2 separate regions of the Homo sapiens genome follow, and region 2 is linked to region 1. A link is an interaction called in ENCODE POLR2A ChIA-PET data of the cell type or tissue named here. Cell type or tissue: PC-9. All regions are shown on one strand. Links, peaks and the distances in the headings refer to the core of each region. The heading gives the core; the rest is flanking DNA. Region 1 overlaps AGO4 (argonaute RISC component 4). Region 2 holds the start of LOC105378647 (a long non-coding RNA gene).

Region 1 (2,917 bases), core at 276-2,775:
GTGTGCTCCTGTAGTCTGAGGCTGCTGCAGGAGAATCGCTTGAACACAGGAGGCGGAAGTTGCAGTGAGCCGAGATTGCGCCACTGCACTCCAGCCTGGGTGACAGAGCAAGACTCCATCCAAAAAAAAACAAAAAAAAAAACAAAAACCAACCACCTCAGGGACCTTTGAGCACTAACTATGATTATAACGTTTACAAATGCAATTATAATAGCTAACATTTACTGAGCGTTTACTATTGCAAGGCACTATGTTAAACGTTTTTTGTTGTTGTTGTTTTTTGAGACAGAGTCTCGCTGTGTCGCCCAGGCTGGAGTGCAGTGGCGCCATCTCGGCTCACTGCAGCCTCCACCTCCCGGGTTCAAGCAGTTCTCTGCCTCAGCCTCCCGAGTAGCTGGGATTACAGGCACCCACCACGCCTGGCTAATTTTTGTATTTTTAGTAGAGACGGGGTTTCACCATCTTGGCCAGGCTGGTCTTGAACTCCTGACCTTGTGATCCACCCGCCCCGGCCTCCCAAAGTACTGGAATTACAGACATGAGCCACTGCACCCAGCCTTTATGTTAAACCTTGAATATACATCATCTCATGGGATAGATGCCATTATTATTACACACATGCCCATTTTATAAATGAGGAAACCGAGATGCAGAGAGGCCAAGAAACTGGCCCAACGTCATGCAATTAGGGAGTGGTGAGACCAGGATTTAAACCTAGGTAATTTGGTTCCAGAGCTTTAGCCACTGTGCTTTATTGCTTCATTAAGTAGATAGCTGGCTAAATTCAAAGAAACCAGATTTTTCCCAGCCTTCAGAGCTGTACAAATAAATTTCTGTTGTTTAGCCCAAATTAAAAAAAAAAGAAAAAAGAAAAAAAAAATTAACTTCCAGAATGAAAAAAGTTATAATTTTCAAACTAAATCTTCTAAGCTTATTAAAAGAAATTATCACTCACCATCTAACTTTTCTCTTTGCCAAGGAAAGGAGATACAAATAATATTTACTTTTTGCCACTTCTTAATCGTTTTTCTTTCAATTCTTCTGCCTCTGCCTCTTTGACATTCAAGTACTTCAGATAATAATACATATCACAAGATTATGAAGTATATTGGGAAGAAAAAGTGCTAGGCTAGGAGTTAGGAGATTTGGATTCTAGTTAGTATTTAAACTCAAAGTCGTATGTCCTTAAGCAAGTCATTTGATCCAAGTTTCTGTTTTCAAATTTCTATTATAAAGCTATATTTCTTACAACATTTTTTTTCTTTTTTTTTAAGACAAGTCTCATTCTGTCACCCTTGCTGGATTGCAGTGGCATGATCTCGGCTCACTGCAACCTGCACCTCCCAGGTTCAAGCTATTCCCCTGCCTCAGTCTCCCGAGTAGCTGGGATTACAGGTGCCCACCACCACACCTAGCTAATTTTTGTATTTTTAGTAGAGACGGTGTTTTGCCATGTTTGCCAGGCTGGTCTCAAACTTCTGACCTCAGGTGATCTGCCCGCTTCAGCCTTCCAAAGTGCTGGGATTACAGGCATGAGCCACTGTGCCTGGCCTCTTACAACTTTATGAATGATACAGTGATTGCTTAAGTGTATCTTGAAATATGCAGAGTTGACTTATTTTTATGATTTAATTGGGTTAATTCAGTATGTTTATCACCTCTCACATTATTTACTATTTACTTCTTACCTTGTTACCTTGTTTGTAATTGTCTTATCAATTGTATTGATAGGTCCTCTTGTACACTAGAAGTAGAACTCAACTCCAAGCAATAAGAATACTTTTAGTGGGCCGGGCGCAGTGGCTCACGCCTGTAATCCCAGCACTTTGGGAGGCCAAGGCAGGCAGATCACAAGGTCAGGAGATCAAGACCATCCTGGCTAAGATGGTGAAATCCTGTCTCTACTAAAAATACAAAAAATTAGCCGGGCATGGCAGCATGCGCCTGTAGTCCCAGCTGCTGGGGAGGCTGAGGCAGGAGAATGGCGTGAACCCGGGAGGCAGAGCTTGCAGTGAGCCAAGATTGTGCCACTGCACTCCAGCCTGGGTGACAGAGCGAGACTCCATCTCAAAAAAAAAAAAAAGAATACTTTTAGTATAAATTATGTGCTTTTGCTTCATTGAAAAATAATTGTCAGCTGGGCGTGGTGGCTCATGACTGTAATCCCAGCACTTTGGGAGGCCTAGGTGGGCAGATTGCTTGACCCCAGGAGTTCAAGACCAGCCTAGGCAACATGGCAAAACCCCAAACCTCGTCTCTACCAAAAATACAAAAATTAGCTGGGGTGGTATCTCAGTTACTCTGGAGGCTGAGGTGGGAGGATCAGTTGAGTCCAGGAGGTCGAGGCTGCAGTGAGCCATGATTGACCCACTGCACTCCAGCCTGGGCAACAGAGCAAGACCCTGGCTCAAAAAAAGAAAAAAAGAAGAAGAAGAAGAAGAGGAAGAGGAAGAAGGAAGAAGGAAGGAAGAAGGAAGAAGAAGAGAGACACTTTGGGAGGGCAAGGTGGGCGGATCACAAGGTCAGGAGTTTGAGACCAGCCTGGCCAATGTAGTGAAACCCCGTCTCTACTAAAAATACAAAAAATTAGCTGGGCATGGTGGCGGGTGCCTGTAATTCCAGCTACTTGGGAGGCTGAGGCAGGAGAATCTCTTGAACCCGGGAGGCGGAGGTTGCAGTAAGCCGAGATCGCACCACTGCCCTCCAGCCTGGGCAACAGTGTGAGACTCCATCTCAAAAAAAAAAAAGAGAGAGAAAGAGAAAGAAGAGAGAGAGAAAAAAGGAAGGAAGGAAGGAAAGAAGGAAGGACAGAAGGGAAGGAAGGAGAGAGAAAGAAAGATAATTATGATTTTTGTGTTTAGATTCTATCTGGGATTATTGATACTGTTCAGTTCAACATTTATTGAATTCTTATAAC
Region 2 (2,917 bases), core at 215-2,714, 210 kb after region 1:
TTTTACAGCCAGTCCAGTGAGGCAAGTATCTCTATCACTGGAGATTTCTTCAGCAATGTTCTATGAGAGAAACACATTTCCTAATAACCTTTTAGCTGCTGTTATAGCATCAGCCCACTTGTATGAGAAAGCTCCTGTACAACCAGAAAATATGCACTGAAAATCACAATTGAATGAAATCCCTCTGTAAAGTGTTCAGATGTAGCAGAAAGGTACCTGAAGTTTTGGTTGTCTTCTCAAGATTATGGGTTTGACAAACTATACATTGGTCATAAACCATTTTAGCAATTTAGAACAGTCACAACACCAATATATATGTAAGGTGTTTGTTTGTTTGTTTGTTTGTTTTGAGACATAGTCTCACTCTGTCACCCAGGCTAGAGTGCAGTGGTGCGATCTCGGCTCACTGCAACTTCCACCTCCCGGGTTCAAGCAATTCTTGTGCCTCAGCCTCCCAAGTAGCTGGGATTGCAAGTACCTGCCACCACACCCAGCTAATTTTTTGTATTTTTTAAGTAGAGACAGGCTTTCACCGTGTTGGCCCAGGTGGTCTAAAACTCCTGACCTCAGGTGATCAGCCCACCTTGGCCTCCCAAAGTGCTGGGATTACAGGTGTGAGCCACCATGCCCGGCCAGTATATACATTTTATCTCTTCCTTGATGAATCATGGAATACAGCTTCTAGTAATGGAATTTTTAAGGACTCAGGAAGGAGCAGGCAGCCGGCTGTCCAGTCTCTCTCCATGAGTCCATGCTTAACACTGGAATTGTATCCTCTTACATAGCAATTTTCTTTCTCCAATGGAGGTGCACAGCACTGTTTATTAGATGGGTTATCATAGGTAGTTTGACCTGGACCATGGAGTTCATTCAAATTATGTATCTTAATAGTTTCAGTACTGACTGAGTTAGCATGAAAATCTGGCCAAGTATTTTCTTGGTATTCATTTAATTCTTGTGCTGCTTGAGTTAGCAGTTTTATATATCACTCTGTCTCTTCAATATGGTTCTGGTAATTCTTACTCAGTCCAAACGATATGATCCTAAAGTTACCAGAAACCTATCTTCAGGAGTGCTTACCAAGGTCCATTTCATCTTTTCCATTAACCTCCTTGAAGACAAAATAGGATTTTATTTGCTTGTGAAGTTATTTTTAATAACTGCCATACATTTATTTATTTATTTATTTATTTATTGAGACGGAATCTCGCTCTGTCATCCAAGCTGGAGTGCAGTGGTGCTATCTCGGCTCACTGCAACCTCCTCCTTCCTGGTTGAAACTATTCTCCTGCCTCAGATTCCCGAGTAGCTGGGACTACAGGCGCATGCCACCATGCCTTGCTAATTTTTTTGTATTTTTAGTAGAGATGGGTTTCACCTTGTTGGCCAGACTAGTCTCGAACTCCTGACCTCAAGTGGTCTACCAACCTTGGCCTCCCAAAGTGCTGGGATTACAGGGGTGAGCCACTTGCACCCAGCCTGCCATTACTTTATTTATTTATTTATTTATTTAGAGACGGAGTCTCGTTCTGTCACCCAGGCTGGAATGCAGTGGCACAATCTCGGCTCATTACAACCTCTGCCTCCCAGGGTCAAGCAGTTCTCCTGCCTCAGCCTCTCGAGTAGCTGGTATTACAGGTGTGTGCCACCATGCCTGGCTAATTTTTTGTATTTTTAGTTGAGATGGGGTTTCATCATGTTGGCCAGGCTGGTCTCGAACTCCTGACCTTGTGATCTGCCCACCTCAGCCTCCCAAAATGCTAGGATTACAGGCGTGAACCACTGCGCCCAGCCGCCATTACTTTGAACAGCAGAAACCGCAATTACTTTTGCACCAACCTAATATTAGAAACTGCTTTAGAATTAAGTAATTAACTGTGGAAATGACTTTAAATGGTCATAAAGACACAATTGAGAAGGAAATTTGGTTATTTCTGTGGCCTACAATAGTTTAACGTAATAACCATAATTATGTCTGATAACATATACTGAGATACATGAGAATTTTCATAATCTTATACAATTTTGGAATATATATTAATATTTATAAAAATATAACTCGATGGAGTTTAAACATCACTTCTTATTTGACACTGTTTCTCATGTAATTTTACGTATAAAATAAGCCTGTTTATTATCTCTTTTGACTGTTGTAGGGGACCTCTGTAACATCCCAAAGTTAATTTGAGGTCAAAAAAAGACTTAATTTTGAATTTGAAATTTGATTTGGGGAAGCTTGTCCAATATGTCAAAGATTGAAAACACTTGGCCCAAATAGGATCACAGGTCACTGTGAAATAAGTCATTCATTTAGCCAAGGTGATCATTAAAAGGTTTTTTAAAAGCAAAACCTTTATTATTTGATAGAGAGGAGACTCAATTTTCTAGTCAACAGACCTGAAAAAGACAATATGATACAGAATCTATCTCTCCTTCTTTCCTCTCTCTTTTTTTTTGTGCAGTTTACTCAAAAGGTGAACAAAAATATTTTGCTGTTACTGAAGCTTTTTATTTGCCTTTTATAGAAAATCTTTTAAAAGAGGGAATAAAAATATTGAAATCTTATTAGAAGCTTCTGCACATTAATAGGCATCCGCATCCTTGGATGAAACTAAGTTGGGGGCCTTTTTTTTTTTTTTTTTTTTTGACATAGGGCCTCACTCTTTTGCCCAGGCTGGAGTGCAGTGGCGTGACCATGGCTCACTGCGCCTCAGCCTCTCAGGCTTAAGTGATCCTCCTATGTCAGCCTCCCAAGTGGCTGGGACCACAGGGACTTGCCACTATGCTCTGCTAACTTTTTTTCTTTTTTTGTAGAGACAAAATCTCACTATGTTGCCCAGGCTAGTTTCAAACTCCTGGACTCAAGTGATCCTCCTGCTTCGGCCACCCAAAGTACTAGGATTATAGGCATGAACCT

What was found. ChIA-PET counts read pairs that join two places held together with the same protein. Peaks named below come from ENCODE experiments on the same cell type or tissue, not always from the same donor. Only the 100,000 strongest peaks of a DNase experiment are listed, where the experiment ranks them.
Region 2: POLR2A ChIA-PET joins it to region 1 with 22 read pairs; 3 of 35 experiments call an interaction of 5 or more read pairs at or near these places.

The regions. Positions count from the first base shown.
Region 1 is chr1:35,811,340-35,814,256 of GRCh38, forward strand. All of the region lies in intron 1 of AGO4 (argonaute RISC component 4), which reads left to right. Among named protein-coding and RNA genes, the nearest start is that of AGO4, 4.8 kb to the left of the region's middle. In PC-9, for the core only: no CTCF peak of the experiment used is centred there; no DNase peak of the experiment used is centred there.
Region 2 is chr1:36,019,438-36,022,354 of GRCh38, forward strand. All of the region lies in intron 11 of AGO3 (argonaute RISC catalytic component 3), which reads left to right. It overlaps LOC105378647 (a long non-coding RNA gene), which reads right to left and starts at 2,224. Exons shown (of 3, transcript XR_001737972.2): 1 at 1-2,224. In PC-9, for the core only: no CTCF peak of the experiment used is centred there; no DNase peak of the experiment used is centred there.